3 separate regions of the Mus musculus genome follow, and regions 2 and 3 are each linked to region 1. Evidence: chromatin loops called from intact Hi-C (ENCODE). Cell type or tissue: left cerebral cortex. All regions are shown on one strand. Links, peaks and the distances in the headings refer to the core of each region. The heading gives the core; the rest is flanking DNA.

Region 1 (6,228 bases), core at 1,732-4,231:
GAGAATGTATTAAAGAGCTTGAAGCATGGTAATGGCACAATCAAATAGTCTAGTTTTAGAAAGATTATTCTTACTATAGTATTGAGAGTGACTAAATATAGGGATAACCATAGTTATAGTCTGGACAAAGTCTATTCACTTGTGCTAAGGGATAGTCTTGGGAGACATAAGAAATAGAATCAGTGACCCTTGGTGACTCATCCACAGCAAAGATCCATGCTGAAATGAGAGTCAGGTTGTGCTGAGTCTTCTTGTATGATTCCTAGATTCTGGCATGGTTATCTGTGTTGATGGTGTTGGAAACAGTGGCTATTAGGGTCAGTTTAGGCTTATAGAGCAAGATGCTGATGTGAAGAAGTAGCATAAGTCACCTAACATATGGCTGACACTAGAAATCCTGGGGTTATGAATTAGCATGGAATTGTTGAGACTGGATATTCAGGGAATCTCAAAGTAACAGTGAAATAATCTGTCATGGAACTCTCTTTGGCAGAGTGCTACTTTTGTATGGTTCCAAAAGTCTTGATGTTAAGGACTTTTGTTAGAGCCTATATGTGACAACCTCCATATAGACTGTATGGCAGTCTGTCTGTGTGTCTGTGACTACTTGCTTGTATTTCATGTGTACTGACATGTGTCTGGTTGCCTGCTGACATCTGCCTGCACAGTGGTCCTTGTAGTAGGCTGCCTCCAGAGTGAATAAATGTTTTATCAGTCTAGAACTACTTTAATTCTATTCAACCTTCTGACTTCCAATGAGTTTCATTTACTAACATGGGAGCATAGACCTCACAGATAGTAATACTGCTCTCTCCATATATGGCAAGCATAGGTTTCCCATATTGGACATTAAATTCAATTTTGCACAAGCTGATGTGAATGTAATAGCATATGTGCAAAAGAAATAATGACTACGTTTACAAACATACAGGCTTAAAGCCAGGCAAGATTTTGATCATGTGGGAAATATCAATATCTATTTTCTTGTTGATGCAACAGGAATTATTAAACACAGTAAGAGAACTAGAATGATACCTAAGCCTGTTATTTAAGAAACCAGTAATATCTTTGGCACCTAAAAAGATACTGTAAAGGAGCAACCATAACCACATGAAGAAATCCAGGTAAGAATGTTGCCCTGGAAAGTCTAAGAACACACAGTGATAAACTGTGTAAAACATTGCCAGTCGCCAAAGCTATGAACACTACACAGTATATTTATCAAAAAGGATGCTAGTGGCAAGTACTATGAGAAATCTGGGACGTCAGAAATGAAATCGGCAGGTATTATGTCTTTTACTAAATTTTTTCTGTGAAAAGGAGAGATAAAAATCAAACACGTAGAAAAAAGAAAATGAGATACAAGGAATATTACATTTCTGAAAAAGAAGAAACTCGATAAGTCTGATAGAGCGCATGCAGGGGAGAAAATAAACTTATAAATCTACAATTATAGGGAAAGGTAAGATCATCAATGTCCCTAACAAAATAAAATAAGATCCACAGATATAATGAAAAGATTGACTGGACCAGAACAACCCAGGGTTTACAGCTGGAACAAGACAGAGGGAAGAATGGGGAGAGGTGGAGAGGTGGAGTGGAGCTTGGGGCCTTAATGCCAGGAGCTGAGTGGTCCCAACCAGACAGTAATGGTGCTGGTAGATAACGGTGCACAAGGAGGAGAGGAGAGTGAATTCAGCGATGGCTGGAAAACATAAAAGACAAGAACAAGGGGTTTCCAAAATACTCAACAAAAACTTGGAAAACTGAGTTGGAAAGCAGAAGCAGGAGGTGTGGCCCCCAGCTGCTTTAATTTCATATTCCATTAAGTTCTCAAGGTCAGTGAAAGAAAGTACAGGCTCTGAGCATAAGGACTGGCTTGGTGGAACAGCACATGGGAGGTAGACAGTGGGTTTGAGGGAAAGAGCTCAGAAGGCAGTGTTTTGTGTGGTTCATTTTCCACACAGCTATGTTGGCTATAACTGTTGAAAGCATTGAATGTTGGGAGAGATGAGCAATACCCTGTAAGTGGCCAGGGATCAAGGAGTTGGAAAAAGGGTGTCAGCTGACTCTCAGGAACAGCAGGTCACTGATGGCACTTGAGAGAACACTTAGAGCACTGAACTGTGTCACCTTCTGCTATGTTTGTGAGGAGGTTCTCACCCAGTTGAGCGGGGGACTTTGTGTGTTTGTAGGAAATAGTGAGGCATCTAATGGCTGAAAGAATGTCTATGGAAAGAAATAGACAGAATCTGTGTGGTCCTGAAATTCATGGTCTGAGCTCCTGGGAGAAGCTGATTACCAGATGCATACTAATAGCAGAGTCCCAGAAGGAAGGTCATTTTGAAAAGATGGGTCGCTTTAACGATGCAAATAAAATTGTATTTTTATCTACAGCCTTGAGTTTTCAGTTTCAATCAGTTCAAATTAATCTACGCTAGTCTGCATGTATAATGGACTTAAACTGCTTGTGTTTAAACTCACAACAAAAGCATCGACTTTACATTAGGAAGCATGAAGCGAAGAAACACTGACACGGGGGATGTATGTTGAAAATGTTTCCACAGCCTATATAAACATTAACCTGACACCATTTTCCAGCCATTTGGAAAAAGCCAATTATTTCCTCCTCTTTCAAAAAAAAATTAAAAGTCCAATGTGGAGACTATTTTGAAATCTGCCTTTGCCTTTTCCAAACTAAGCTAAGTACTGCAAATAAAGCTGGATCTTTTCAGCTTTTTAAAGAATTTTGTCACTTTCCTCCTTGCTGCTGGATGTGCTAAAATGCAAGGCAGAATTCTTTTGTGCCTCTAAGGAAAACTCTGGTGCTAATCTCAGGAGAACTGTGAAATTTTTACATTTGCTCAGTGCGAGGTAAAGACTTTTACCCATTTCTTCATGCTCCTTTCCTTTCCTTTCCTTTCCTTCCCTTTCCTTTCCTTTCCTTTCCTTTCCTTTCCTTTCCTTTCCTTTCCTTTCCTTTCCTTTCCTTCCCTTCCCTTCCCTTCCCTTCCCTTCCCTTCCCTTCCCTTCCCTTCCCTTCCCTTCCCTTTCCTTTCCTTTCCTTCCCTTCCCTTCCCTTCCCTTCCCTTCCCTTCCCTTCCCTTCCCTTCCCTTCCCTTCCCTTCCCTTCCCTTCCCTTCCCTTCCCTTCCCTTCCCTTCCCTTCCCTTTCCTTTCCATTCTTTCCTCTTCTTTTTAAATTTCCTTCTTTCTTCCTTTCTTCCTTTCCTTCTTTCTTCCTTCCTTCCTTCCTTTCTTTCTTTTCTTTCTTTCTTTCTTTCTTTCTTTCTTTCTTTCTTCCTTTCTTTCTTTCTTTCTTCCTTTCTGGGTTTATCCCATGAAAACTCATTAACTGGAGTATCATGAGAATATGAGTTTTCACTTACAGCTTTTTTTTTTTTTTGGTTTATATTTTGCAAATTCTTAACATATAAACACTCTAATTCTGACTCCAACTGAACTTACTAAATGTTGAGAGTGTTGTCATGATACTGTTGCTTCAAGGCTTGACTCTACAGCAGAAAAACTGCCTTACAAATTCACAATTCCCTTTTCAGCCTGCAAAAAAAATGCATCCTCGTGGAAGATATGTATTTTCCTTCATTTTGGAAGTTAATGTCATGGTGTCGATATATAAATAGTATGAATTTTCTGCAGATTATATAAGGACTTCTTGGTGTTTCATATTAAAACGTTTTCCAGGCTTTCTAACTTCCAGAAATGTACCCAGTGAATTTCAGAATTGCTTGTAGAGAGTTGGCAGTATAGATTTGTCAGGAGCTATAAGCACTAATAAAAATAGAGCTGCTAAAGGCTGCCAGTCTCCAGAAGGCTTTGCCAATCACAAATATGGAGGAGTGTGGTAACATCACACTTTTCTGTGGCTCATACAGTTCGCACTTCAAGCTCTCACTTAAAGAAATGCCTCTCGCTTAAAAAGCTTTCCCAAAGGGTATGTTCTCCCAGCTCTTATTTCTCCCATCTCAAGAGCCAGAACCCTGACAAGATTCACTTGGTATTATTGTATAAACCAGCCAATTGACCCAAGTCACAAGTCAAAGCTAGATATTGTGTTACCAGAGAAAGCAGAAATAGTACAAGGATATTGTTGTGTTTGGTCTTCTCTGAACCTGATGACCAATACTTAGGAGGCATGACATCACTGAGAATGAGCCTAGAGCAAGAACAATGGTTTTATTCAAAGCAGCAAGGAGCACCGAAGTCTTTTAGAGCTTTTCATCCATCCTTCAATTTTCCTCCCCTCCACATTTGCTTGACTGGCCAACCTTTTCTCCTACTGGCAGAAACAGCTTGGGGTTTCTTTCTTCTTCAGGTGAACCTGTTCATCATATCTACTATTCTTCCTTTATACTTAACATACATTTACAGTCATGTATTCATTTACATTTATAGCCTTTCAGAGACTTTGTGAGTTTGAGCTTCACTTGCAACAGCCTCTATCTGGTAGGGTAGATGTTTCCCAGAACTTTTTAAGGAATGAAACACTCTAGTGCTTCAGCACTTGGACATCTTCTGTACTCAAGAATTAGTCTGTCCAAGCTCTCAGCCCACACCCAGGGAGGTATGCATTTAGCTACTGGTCAGCACGTGACCATGATGATGCCACCATTTTAGGGCAACTCTAGGGCCAGTGTATTTGGGAATGGCTCTGAATTGTCTTGCTGAAGCTGCATTCTACCAACTTTTCATAGGAACCAGAACCTGATTCTTTTTTTAGGTGGGGTTTGAATTTAGGAAGACATATAACTGGATTTTCATCATTAATTAATTTATTTTATTAATATAATTCACTTTGCATTAGTAAAATATTGAATTAATGCAATTCACTTTACCTTGGAATCACAGGTCCCTTCCTCCCCTCCCAGTCCCACTTTCACAACTCCCTTCCTCCTACTACCCACTCTGCTCCTCAGAGAAGGAGAGGTCCCCTATGGGTACCATCAAGGTGTAGCAGGACTAGGTACATCTTCTCCCACTGAGGCCCAACAAGGCAGTCCAGCTAGAAGGAGGGGATGAAATGGCAGGCAATAAACTCAGAGACAGCCCCTGCTCTAATTACTATGGAACCCACATGAAGACCAAGCTGCACATTTGCTTCAAATGTTTAGGGGGCCTAGGTCCAGGCTCTTTTGCTGGTTGTTCAGTCTCTGTGAGTTACAATGGGCCCAGCTTAGTTGACTCTGTAGTTGACCCTTGTGATGTCTTTGACCTCTCCATCTCCCTCAACCCTATCCCTACTCTTCCACAAGACTCCCTGAGCTCTACTTAGTGTTAAGATTTGGGTCTCTGCATCTGTTTCCATAAGCTGCTGGATTAAGCCTCTCGGGATGAAGCCTCCCTTAGTTATGCTAAGTTCCTATCTGCAAGCATGCCAGAGTATCATTAATAGTGTCAGGAGGTTGGCTCTTTTCCAGGGCATGGGTCTCATCTTGGACCATTCATTGGTTTGCCATTCCCTTTGTCTCTGATCTGTCTTCATCTTCATCTCAGATTCTATTTCCTGGGTAGCAATAAAGAGATTGATTAAACATTGATTTCTCAAATAATGGTTACAGATATTAAATGGAAATAGTATACCTCTCACTAAACAGATGATAAGATAGTGTACATTGATTGAATGGAAGGCTCTGGCAAGGGATGGTGAAGTGAGAAGCAAGCAACTCATTCAGTGCTGCAGAAAGCACAACAGTTAAATTAAGGAATTACCATATGTTTTCACCAACACTGGTTAGTTGACAAGTTACATTCTTCCTTCACTCTCAACCCCTGTCTAAGTTTATATTGTTTTTGTTTGTTTGTTTGTTTGTTTAGGTTTTACTGGTGAGGATCAAATCTAGGGACTTCTACATGCTAAGGAAGTACTACCAGTGAGTCATATTCCCAGCTAAGTATATTTTCTCAGTGTTACATTAGTCCCATGCTTAGATTCCCATTAATCATCTGAAATTAATATAGAAGACAATTTTCACTACTTCCTGTGAATATTTTAAGCACAATGAACCTTGGATAAAAGCATATAACAGTGAATATTATTAGCATCTTTTCTAATGTTGGTTCCAAAATATAATTAACAATACCATCAAGTAACAAATCATTAAGGTAATTAGTAGGTAAATTTGGCAATGGCTAGTCCATAGCTCTCATTTATAAGGTAAAACAGAAAGATAGAAGGCAATGGAAAGATTTTCAAAATATGTGCACTTGG
Region 2 (6,228 bases), core at 1,741-4,240, 540 kb after region 1:
GATTTGCCTACATGTCACTGAATAACTTCATGTTATTACAGAATATAAATGGGCCCAATCTGAGGAAAGACCCCACCTTTATACCTCCACCCAGCAAAATCTCACCCCTTCAGTACTCAATCCCCTTTGCTCTCCCCAACCCTCAAAAGAGACATCTAACGTGTGTAACTGCTGTGTGGATCTGTGTGTGTGTGTGTGTGTGTGTGTGTGTGTGTGTATAGGCATGCGTGTCCTGTTTCCTGTGGCCCAAGGTAGTCTCTCCAATATTTTAGTTCAAATGCCTTACAAGACAATTTGCCAAATGAACAAACAAAATTCATTTATTTTGACTGCAAGTCTAATAATAAGCTCTTTAGTATTTCATAGATAACTTCTTCTTTGCAACTTGTGAATTGGATGATTTTAATATATAATTTTTAAAACTTCCCAGAGGCTAGGCTTGGTGGCACATGCCTGTAGCCCTGGGACTTGAGAAGTGAGGCAGAAAGATCAACAGTTCACAGCCCAAACCAAAACTTTCCAAGCTTTATAATGAGGATGGATAATTACCCCCGGCTTAGACTCACTTCACAATGGTTCAACATTCACTGCACATATAAGAAATGTAAGTCTTTACATCCTCAAGGCTATTATTAGTTTTCTATATAGTTGAATGGAAGGTCCAGGAATCAAAGTCAGAAATCTGTGGAACTCAGTAGCAATCAATGACAGTAGTAGGCCAGAGCAGCCACAAGGTTTAAAAAAAAAAAAAAAATTGAACAAAAACCAATCTTACAATCTTCTGGATAACTAACTAGCCACTAAAGCCCAGCCCACAGGAAACAGAATAACCAGCAACAAAGACAAAAAGATCACTATTTCCAGCAACAAGTGTAAGGACCAATTGTAAGGCAGAATAACTAACTACCCCCACCACCCCATGCAGTACAAATATGGAGGCATGCTTCCTTAAGGGTGTCTGTTTCACTGGTTTTCCCAAATAAATAAATAAATAAATAAATAAATAAAATGTCCCTTTAATTTTGGACCTGAGATATACAAAATGTTTTTTGTTATGTCCATTTGTATTTTTATGAGGTTTAGTCAAGTGTCAAACATGTCCATGAAACCTCAAATGCAAACACACACACACACACAAAACATATGATTTTAAGATTACAAAGTGCTCTCCTCGGCACTGCAGGGTATGGAATGCACAGCTGCAGCCCTAGCACTGGAGGCTGAAGCAGGAAGACGAATGCTGAGCACCAAAAAAAAAAAAAAAAAACAAACAAAACAAACAAAAAAAAAAACAACAAAACAAAAACAAAACCAAAGCAACAACCTCTAGTGTGTTTTGAGCCTAAACACAGGAATGCAGTTATTAAATCAGCTGCCAGAGGGAAAAAAGGAAGGAGCCACAGCCCACTGCCTAAAACTTCCAAGGTGAAAACATCCATTCTGAAACTAATGCTAAACAAGACGCTTGGCCCCTTATTTTTCTCTTCCTTAACAGGACTTTTGTTTTGAAATCTGAGTACACATGTGTAAAATTTAGATATTAGAAAAGCTTGAAAGATTGTTTGATCTGGCCTCAAATTCACACCCCAGCAGAGACCTAGCACCCCAGTCTAGTTCTCTTTTAGAAGAGATTAATTAAATCCATTAGTTAAAGCTAAACTTAGAAAACAAACACCAACAAGGAAAAACAGATTTCTCAAATCAAGAATTTGAGAGTCCCCCCAATAGGGCAGAATCAAAGGAACTGATTCAATAGACCTATTTAGGAGAAAATAGTTATTTCATTAAACAACAACAAAAAAATGTTATCCCAACCTTTCTCTCAATGGTCATAATCCTCTTTGTCTAGTTCAAAAAGTTCTTTTTAGCAAGGCACCAAGAGGTACACCGTCCTGAACTCAGGCTGCTGCTAAGAGAAAGCTCTACTCTGTGCTCTCTACGACCTTCCAGTGGCTGTCAGAGCGGATGAGATCAGCAGAGCTGTGGTTCAGTTCAGCCTGTCAGCAGCCACACTCTGTGTGTTTCCGGAATATACCAGGTGATTACAGTCACCCTCTATCCCTACACTAGCATTTACTCTCTGCTGGTCATGCAAACCCCACACAAATGCCCTGTATATAATATTTTGCCTTTTACAAGTAAAAGGAAAGCTTAAAAGCCACAGCAAACAATGATAATTGCATACTATAAAAATTAAGTCCTATTAAATCTATGATTCAGAAAATGGAAGGCAAATATAGTTCAACCAATATATAATACAGCTAAACATATTCTTGGCTCTTCCCCCTAAAACAACCAAGGGTTTTCTTGCCAGTGCTCCTTGGTCAGTCACAGATAGTGGCTGACTTTCAGAATCTCCAGACACTCCCCATCCTGACCTGTTCAAGAACAGGTAGCAAGCACAAACACCAGCAGAGAAGTTACCTTCCAATGTCTACCTTCCATTTTTAATGACCTAAGATTGTTATCACACACACAAAAACCAACAAACCCCACTCTGGGTACTCCTCCTTCCACAGGATGAGGGCCGGCTAGGCATGAGGGATACACCTCTTGATGAGTAAAAATGTAAAGGAAAAAGGTTTCTGACATGATAAAGGTTCTGAGAACTGTCTTGTCCACTGCAGAACAACTTTTCCTAGAAGCCAGACACAGACACGCTCCATAACTGTTAAGACCATTAAACAACAGGAGGGGCTGCACTCTCAGTTTCACACTGCAACACTGACAGCACAACTGCAGTTTAACACACGTGTGTATGCATGTGTAACAGACAGCACCTTCCACTTCCCTGTTCAGGCCATAACAGATATTTCATGTTTTACTGTTTCTTAACATCTAACAGTTAATGAATTAAACTGATCTACATTTTCATCTGTTTCACTAGTACCTTAAACAAAAGGGGATTTTTAAAAAGTAATTAATTACTTAAAAGCATCATTACTCTGTTACTTTTGTGAAGAACAATTTGATAATGGAAATCCACAGGGTTTTTTTTTTCCCCTAAAATTTTAGACAATAGAAAATTTATAAATCTAGTTTGTCATCATCCAGCATCCAAAAATTCATTAGGTGGCTCCCTCTCCTGGAAAAAAGTGAAAGGTGAGTTCAGCTTTAAGTTGTGAAGCACTGGCTCCTTAAAAACACTTTAAAACAATATGAAGCAAAAAAGTAAAGAAGCAACTGTGAGTGGCTTTTCTATTAGTACCAGGACAGCAGGCTTTATAGAAACTGTACCACTAAATGTACAGTTTGCATAGCTAACAAGTAACATACATGATGATCTGATTTACCATACAAAAACAGTATTCTTGATTACAAATCTGGATATACTTTTAACTTACTGATTCACAATCACACCACACATACTTTCAAAATCACTACCAAAGATCAAGTGTTTTTGTAAGGGAAGCATCTACTCAGGAGAATTTTAGGTTAAGCTCCACCTCCTCGGGTTAAGGAAAAAAAAAAAAAAAAAAAAGGCACTGTTCCACTGGTAGTAAAAACTCCAAAGTGTGTCTTTAACAAGTATGTAGCATAATGAAGCATCAGGACTACCCCTGGGAGCTGGGCTGACTAAACTACTGATGCAATTTATGAATGCCTCAATCTAGTAGACATTTTCTCACATTTATCCTGTACTCTACGCAATCATCCACTCAGAAAAATTTAGGCATTAGGCTTCAAATAAAGTGAGAAAAATGTAAAGTCACAACACATTTGACTATCTCAACTGCACAACAGGCTGAAAACGCCAGGAGTGTGAAGACATAAAAACTCCCGGTAAGAGACAGCTTTGTGGTGTGGAAATTACCAGTTTCTCAAGTTCAGATGCCTATGTTTTTAAAGAAGAAAACACAATGTTTAATCTTAATATTAGTTGTTCCTAATGCATCCATACCTAGAATCAACCCTATAAAAATCGCTCAATAGGCACTCAGTATTTAAAATGCAAAAACTGTATATACCTTAAGTTCAGTGCTAAATTTTGGGACCTCAGAGATTTTTGACTATCGACTACAGTCAATTACACTACTAAGTGCTGTCAGTACCTGCTAACATAAATACAGCTTGGAGAGGTGGGGGCTTGTGGGAGTGGGTGGGGGGGGTCATACTTAGAGACTCGCTAATCTAAACTAATGAATAGAATAATCCTGCAAAGTAAGCTTAACTGAATTTACACTGATCAGAGATAAAACAGTACTTATTAAACCATCTGAACTTTAAAATTAACCTATCACATATATCTTAACAGCAACTTGAAATTTTATTAAGGCTCACATTAGAACTTCAGCTGATCAAATACTCGTGTTAAGGATGCTTGGCTGAACTAATCAAGGCTGATTTCTCTTGACTAAGACGCAGAAAACTTGAAAGAAAAAAAAAGCCACCAATAGAGTACATTCCTATTCATACTTTAATCAACAACAGAAACAAGGTCCAAACCCTCTAGCCATTAGTGACATTCTTAGCGGAGAAAGGGCGTGAACTATACAATCAATTACTTGTGGTTAATTTAAACTCACTTTCCCTAGCACTTGACGTTTAGAACTGGTAACTTTTCTTGCAGCCAAGAGAGATCACACACCTACTGGACAATCGCTGCCCAAGGGCACAGCACTTTAGCGGGGGGGGGGGGGGTGTTTGAAACAAATTACTCCAAAAATAAACCGGATTCCTTTCTCTTATCTATTTTCTTCTTGCCGCCACCAGTAAAACGATTCCATTCTATCCTCCTAAAAGGCACGTTTATTTTCGAAATGAAGTCAAGAAAAAGCAAATAAGTCAGTTGGGCTAGAGGCCAAAACCCTTTTCCTTAGATCCTAGCTCCAACCTAAAAAAAAAAAAAAAAAACACTTTAATTCCTTCCTTAACCGGATTACCATATGACTAGGGCAGGCCACAGCATCAGGATGCAAAAGTCCGTCTTGGCCTTTAGCCTTCCCAGCCCAAATCTAACTCTTTCCCCCATTTCCTAGCTTCTAATTCCACGCAAAGCACGAGTCACGAATTAGCTCCCTTCACTTTACCACCACCCCACTCTCTGATCTCATCTTTCCCACCTGGTCCCAGAACTAGCTGATTGACTAACAGGGAGATGATCTAAGAAATAAAACAAAGACAGACTCGGGGAAGTTAGGCTAGCCAGGCGGGACAGCAAAGGACGTGTGCCCAGGGTGCCCAAGTCCTCGGAAAGAGGTACAAGGGCTCGCTATCGCACTGACACTGGCATCCAGACTGGGACGAGCGGGAGGGCGGAAGGAAACTCGCGAAGAGGCATTTTGGGAGAGTTGGGGACGCACTCCCTCTGGCGTCGAAGAGCCCCGCGCCCGCGCCTACCTGTAGCACCAGCGGCTCGGGGTTGAAGGCCAGGGTGAGCAGCAGCTGCATGCGCTCGGAGTCCTTGAGGTTACGCAGCAGGAAACTGCCCGAGTCCTTGGTCTCCGCGTAGCGGCGCACCAGGCGGTCCAGCAGGCGCTGCGAGGGGCAGTGCACCAGGTCCGACCAACCCTCCACCGCCTCCGGCGTGAGCAGCCGCACGTCGCCGTTGAGACGCGCGAACTCGGTGCGGGGCATGGCCTGGAGCAGGTCGCAGCGCGGCCGGCCGGTGGCCCGCTTGCAGATGCTCTGGTCGAGCTGCGCCAGCTCGCGCTGCGAACCCAGGCGCTTGAGCACCACGCGCCGGCGGCCGCCCTCGCGGGGCTCGCCGTACTGCGCGAAGTACACGTTCTTCACGTTGAGGAAGTCCAGCAGGCGCAGGCGGCCCCACGTCTCGAAGCCCACCTGGCCGTTGAGGAAACGGCGGCACCAGCTCGTGCCGAAGCACGCCGGGCACTTATTGAGCTGCAGGAAGCGCCGGTCGGCGAGCTCGTTGCGCTGCCAGGAGGCGAGCAGCGACGGCGAGTGCAGCAGCATCAGCACCAACAGGCTGCCGAGCGCCGCCAGCTTCAGTGCACGGGACAGGCGGCCCAGCTTCAGGGGCACCAGGCGCCACATCCCGCCCGCGCGCGGCAGCGGCCGGGGCCGGGGCGGGCGAGCGCACCCCGCCGGGCCGCCCCACGGCGCCGAGGCCCGCGGCGCAGACGGAGGGCGGCAGCGAAGGAACCCGAGGACGGGCTGCGCCGGCCGAGCGCGGCGACTTCCCGATCGGCTGTCTCCACAACTCCCGGTGCCCTCCTCCGAGCTCCCCGCCCTCCGACTCCGCGGGCGCCGCCTCCTTGCCCGCCA
Region 3 (6,228 bases), core at 1,741-4,240, 210 kb after region 1:
ATAGTGGAATGCATGTACTTGTGGTATGATAGGGCATCTTTTGAGTATATGCCCACGAATGGTTCTTCGGGTAGAACTATTTTCAATTTTCTGAGGAACACCAGATTGATTTCCAGAGTGTTTGTACCAGTTTGCCATCCCACAAGCAATGGAGGAGTGTTTCCAAGAACACATCAAATGATCATTCACCATGATCAAGTAGGCTTTATCCCAAGAATGTAGGAATGGTTCAATATATGAAAACTAATCAATGTAATACACTATATAAACAAACTCAAGGGGGAAAAAGTCTCATGACCATCTCATCAGATGCTGAAAAAGCTTTCAAAACAATACAACACCTCTTCATGTTAAATATCTTGTGAAGATCAGGAATTCATGGCACATACCTAAACATAACAAAACAATATATAGCAAACTAACAGCCAACATCAAATTAAATGTAGAGAAAATAGAAGTAATCCCAATAAAATTAGGAACAAGATAAGACCACTCAATCTCTCCCTATTTATTCAATATAGTACCTGACATTCTAACCAGAGCAATTAGACAAAAAACGGAAATCAAGTGGATACAAATTGGAAAGAAAGAAGTCAAAGTATCACAATTTGCAAATGATATGATAGTATACATAGAGACCCCCAAAATTCCACCAGAAAGTTCTTATGCCTGAAAAACAACTTCAGCAATGTGGCTGAATATAAAACTAATTAAAACAAATTTATAGCTTTCCTTTATACAAATTATAAACAGGCTGAGAAAGAAACTAGGGAAACAACACCCTTCACAATAGCCGCAAATGTATAAAATATCTTGATGTAACTCTTACCAAGCAAATAAAAAATCTCTATGACAAGAACTTCAAGTCCCTGAAGAAAGAAATCAAAGAAGGTGGAAAAATCTCCCAGGCTCATGGATTGGTAGGATTAACATAATGAAGATGACCATCTTACCAAAAGCAATCTATAGATTCAATGCAATCCCCATTCAAATTCCAACACAATTCTACACAGACATGGAAAGAGCAATTCTTAACTTCATATGGAAAAAAGAAAAAATCTAAGACAGCAACAATGAAAGATCTTCCTGAAATGAAATTGCCATCCTGAAAAAGCTATACTACAGAGCAATAGTGACAAAAGAAGAATTTTTAACCACTTGCATATCATACTATTTGTAAAACACTATAAAGAATTTCTTACAAATGAAAGACATAATGTGAAACTATAGAAAAATTCACCAAACTACCTTTAGTCCATGTCATTAGAGAACATGGATCTGGAATCTGAAAAGTCTCACTTGCCATTAAAGTAGCATATTTTACATACCATGGAATGAGTCCTCCTAGAGGTTTCTGAAATTTGGAATTAAGAAGTCATTAGAATACTAAGGCATTTGATGTTGAATAATAGAGCCACACCTACACACTTCACATACTCAAACCAGTATTCCTGTTACTCTAACATTGTGCATAGCATTCACTGTGCACTGAATGCCTGAGTTCCTCTAAATATTTTATGTTGTACATGAAAGTGCAGAAAGATGGGATCAAGTAGATATGTCTTTGGAAGTTGGGGCTATGAGGTATGAACCTTTGTTGTAGGACTAGTAACCTTATAATAAAGCCAAAGGTCCCCACCCCCTCCTGTTACCTCTTCTTCTACCATGTGAGAACAAAACATCACAGTGTAATGAATCAGAAAGGAAACTTTAAACAAACATGAAATCTTCTTACTCCCACAAAGTGTAAGAAAATACTTTATGACATTTATAAATTACTCAACGTAAGGCACTTTGTAAAAGTTGATTTTGGCCTATGTTACAATGAATAAGCATTGAGTCTCAGGAAATGTCTTTAATCTCAGCTTCATTTTTTGTATCAATGATATGGGAATAATAGTGTTAGCTATGCCATACTTCTCTCATGTCCAAAACTTAGCCATCGGTAGAGTCAGTATACAGTGAATGTTATTGCTAGTTATTTTTTAATATCATTAGTCATCAGATCACTGAGTATGGCCTACAGCTAACTTTCATCATCAAAATTATTCTTTTTCTATTTCTATTTCTTAACGTGACCTGATGACCTTCACAGGGGAGAAATGGGAACATGCTAGACTTTGAAATGAGATGGATCTGAATACAGATATTAGCACTGCCAATTACTAACTCATAGACTGTGAGAAAATATCTAAGTGTCTAAGATTCTTTGTTAAGCAAAGCAGTGAAGATATTATACTTTGAGAATATGGAAGTTTCTCTGAAAGACAAGAACAGATATCCTCAAAGGAATCATTTAGACTCATGAAGCATTAGGGGGAAGTAGTGGTGATGGTGGTGGTGGTAGTGGTCTGTGTATGTGAACTGAAAGCCCAACTATAATGAGAGCAATATGTAGGAATGCTTGTTGAGGGCAGCAGAGAATCCATGAAGATACTTCTTGTGGTGGTGACAGCAAAGCATCATTTTCTGATTAAATCCTGTATGCATGCAAAAGGGTTCCACAGTTTGTTTGGAATTAAGAGGAGAGAAGAAAGTAAGATGTGTAGAATAGAAAATCAGGTGATCATATGGGGAGTTTCAATTCATTCAGCACTTTGCTTGATTTAGGGCAATTGTTCTCAAATAAAACCTTCAGATGAGGGATACTAGGTTACCTGGAAATGAGGTGAAAATGGAAGCTATCATCTATTCCACATTATGACTCAGAGATTCCAGCAGTGGGTGTAGGGACAACTCAGCATGGACCTAACTACATTAGTCAGTGTCTTTAGAAAACCTTAGGTAATGCTGTTAATGAACACTGTAGAACTCCCCAGTCAGAGCAGCTTCCTTATCCTTCTTCTTACTGTTCATCACAAGTTAATGTCTTTATACTTCCCATTTGAACTGAGAAGATGGAAACAGGAAGAAAGCACACAGCTTCGGGGACTGGGATAGGCCCATTTAAATAAATAACAAACCTGGTTTCGACAAATTTATATTAAAAGCAAAGGTTAATTTTAGTCCTCACTATTTTCAACATGATGTGAGAACTTCACAGGACAGTGCTGGGACTCAGAACATCCCACTTCAAAATATGGCAGAAGCAGACCAGAATATGACATCCCCAAAATATAATTCCTTGGCATATATTGAGCTGGCTATTCTAAGAAACTGCTGACAAAGGAATGACTCAGAAAAGATGTCCTTTGGTAAAAGAAGTCCTTGTCTATGAAGTAAAGCTACATTAATGAAGTGTTTATATCAGGAAGAGTACTGATAACAATGGTCAGTTATAACATGAAAGTCTTTTTGGCTGCATGAAAAAGCCCTCTATTTGCCATGTAGTCCTTCCCCCAACTCTCTTATGTTTTGCCACCAAGACCCAATTTCTTTCAGTCAATTGTCATCAATTCTTCCTTGGGAAACAGAGAGAAGGTGACACACAAGAGAAAAATATAGAGGTTGATAATAACCATAACATGATCCATACAGACTCTTACCTATTCTGAGCATCTTGGCAACCCATTTATCTTTCCTAATGTTTATTTTCACTTAGTTTGCCTGCATCACTGACACCTCTACCTACAGATGTTAAGCTTTGATGTTTTATTGGGCTTGGGGGCAGTGGTTCACATTTGTGTGTCAAACTCATCATAAACCTGTATGTTCTATTGTCCCTGTTAATCTGTTAGTTTATTTCATATATTCAATTCCCGAACCCTCAATGAGTAGAGTAGAAACTTTTACCTTCTACCCTTTAATAGGCATTTGAAGACCAAGGACATATATAATAAGATCAGAATAGGGATGGAGAGATGGCATATCAGTTAAAAGACTTGAGTTCAACTCTCAGCACACACACACACACACACACACACACACACACGTATGTATGTATGTATGTATGTATGTATGTATGTATATCTCACCCTAGTTCCAGAAGATATGGTTTCCAAGAGCACCAATCATACAAGTGATGCACAGACATGCATGGAGGTAAAAACTCTCATGCACATAAAACAGAACTTCAAAACTCAAAAGTTTTTCAAAGAAACCAAGGATGAGAGATTCTCAGCAAACCTTCTGTCTCACTGCCAGCCCCTGCCAGATCTGACTCACATCGCTCAGTGTCCCATTTGCTGGAGCTCAGCTGGTAACAGGTACCCAGAGCAAAACTGTATAGAGATAGAAGTTTTGTCAAAGCCCCAACTACTGCAAAAGTATCACATTAGAAAATCCCATGAACAAAGTAAACAAATGGACATGAGGTTCTTAGGATGTAAAAACCACTCCACTGCAGGAATGTTGGCCAATTACGCCACACCTCTTGCCCAGCTCATCTTCTACTTGTTAACCCTTGGGTTGAATCTCTCTCAGTGATGTGAAGCCTTCCTTGGACTCACCTTAACAGACTGCTCATTGGTTTATTTAGTTCAATATGAGCATTCTAAACGTACTGCCCGCATCAGTAAGCCTTCCTTCTCATGTACTGAAACCCTTCTTAATGTGCTACTTAAGAAATCAACATTCCTTATACCAAAAATTTCAAATTATGTTAAATTTGCTGTGCATTCCTTAACACTTCACAAAATGCTCTGACTCGAGGTGTCTAAAACTGGCACGGAACACTGCTGTGTTCTGATATTATAAAACCTGTTCTTTCTCATGTGACTTTTCTGATGGTTAAAAATGCAGTCTATAAACTTTTCCTTGCAGCTTCAACACATGCAAGTGCAGGTGACAGAATGAAGTGGCCCACGATGAAAAGTTGCTGAGTATATGCCACGGGGACACATGAAATTTAGAGCCAAGAAGAGCCAAAGAAAGCAGAAAATATTGATGAAAATACTTCTGTAAAAGAGCAAGTGTGAGATTTCATACCTGTAATTGTAGTATTTGGGAGGCTGGGGCAGGCAGGTCATGAGTGTGAGACAAACACAGACTACATTGTCAGAACTAATGTTAGTATATGGTCTCTCTGAGTATAATTGCAGTACATGAATTTCTCTTACATACAAGACAGTCCTGGTTGGTAAGTGGATGTGTATGGAGGGGAGGAAAGAGAAGGGAAGGGGAGGAGAGATGAGGGGAGGGGAGGGTATAGGTTTCATTGTTGAGGTGGGAAAAAGATATCTCTACCAAACCATTTGTTTACAGATGGCACATTGGCTTCTAGGTCAAGACCAAGCCCAAATGAATGCAGGAGCCCTGATTTTCTCTAGAGTAGACAGGAGCAGATGGTTGACAGGTGAGATGCTTCTATAGAAGGAACCAAGCAGCCAGTGTTGGGGCTGAGGCACATTTGATGATGTGCAAAGGAAAAGATATCAAAAGGCTGGTGAAGGAAAAGCTGGCAATGAAAGACTGAGCAGAAGAAAGCCATCTGTCTAGCAACGATGCTGGAGTGGAAAGGAGTTCACTCACTTTCCATGTAAACTTACCGACCCCTACCTGAATAGGAACCGCAGAACCATAGCAAGAAACAGAGGTCGTTTATTTGGTAGTAAGTAGAATCATCAAATGTCAGGGCTGCTGAGGTCTGTGCAGCTCCTAGATCCTATTCCAAGCCCTTGTTCACTGTACGTGTTCTAGAACACAGCATCTGTAGTTTGAAAGAGGATAGGGGTGCACATGGAAAGTTGTGATATATTAGCTTTGAAATGTCTTCCAGGTATTTTTTACTTATTTTTTATTATTGGGTATTTATTTCATTTACATTTCCAATGCTATCCCAAAAGTCCCCCACACCCTCCCTCACCCACTCCCCCACCCACCCACTCCCCCCTCTTGACCCTGGCATTCCCCTGTACTGGGGCATATACAGTTTGCGTGTCCAATGGGCCTCTCTTTCCACTGATGGCCGACTAGGCCATCTTCTGATACATATGCAGCTAGAGACAGGAGCTCTGAGGGGGTGGGGGATACTGGTTAATTCATATTGTTGTTCCACCTATAGGATTGCAGATCCCCCCAGCTCCCTGGGTACTTCATCCAGCTCCTCCATTGGGGGCCCTGTGATCCATCCAATAGCTGACTGTGAGCATTCACTTCTGTGTTTGCTAGGTCCCTGCATAGCCTCACAAGAGACAGCTATATCATGGTCCTTTCAGCAAAATCTTGCTAGTGTATGCAATGGAGTCAGCGTTTGGAGGCTGATCATGGGATGGATCCCCGGGTATGGCAGCCTCTAGATGGTCCATCCTTTCTTCTCAGCTCCAAACTGTGTCTCTGTCGCTCCTTCCA

Evidence for each region. Peaks named below come from ENCODE experiments on the same cell type or tissue, not always from the same donor. Only the 100,000 strongest peaks of a DNase experiment are listed, where the experiment ranks them.
Region 2: it touches region 1 in a loop (4-fold over the local background); 3 of 42 quality-filtered maps call a loop at or near these places.
Region 3: a loop joins it to region 1, with 6 times the contacts of the local background. A loop is called at or near these places in 2 of 42 quality-filtered maps.

What each region holds. Positions count from the first base shown.
Region 1 is chr9:93,988,577-93,994,804 of GRCm38, forward strand. All of the region lies in intron 2 of Gm31847 (a long non-coding RNA gene), which reads right to left. Among named protein-coding and RNA genes, the nearest start is that of Gm39401, 12 kb to the left of the region's middle. In left cerebral cortex, for the core only: no CTCF peak of the experiment used is centred there; DNase peaks (open chromatin) are centred at 2,746 and 3,855; H3K27ac peaks cover 1,334 bases.
Region 2 is chr9:94,531,879-94,538,106 of GRCm38, forward strand. It overlaps Dipk2a (divergent protein kinase domain 2A), which reads right to left and starts at 6,203. Exons shown (of 3, transcript NM_001033145.2): 1 at 5,341-6,203. The coding sequence starts at 5,997. In left cerebral cortex, for the core only: a CTCF peak has its summit at 3,080 (motif pointing left); DNase peaks (open chromatin) are centred at 1,985, 3,117 and 3,657; H3K4me3 peaks cover 2,500 bases; H3K27ac peaks cover 875 bases.
Region 3 is chr9:94,197,001-94,203,228 of GRCm38, forward strand. No RefSeq gene overlaps it. Among named protein-coding and RNA genes, the nearest start is that of Gm31847, 9.8 kb to the left of the region's middle. In left cerebral cortex, for the core only: no CTCF peak of the experiment used is centred there; DNase peaks (open chromatin) are centred at 3,009 and 4,087; H3K27ac peaks cover 716 bases.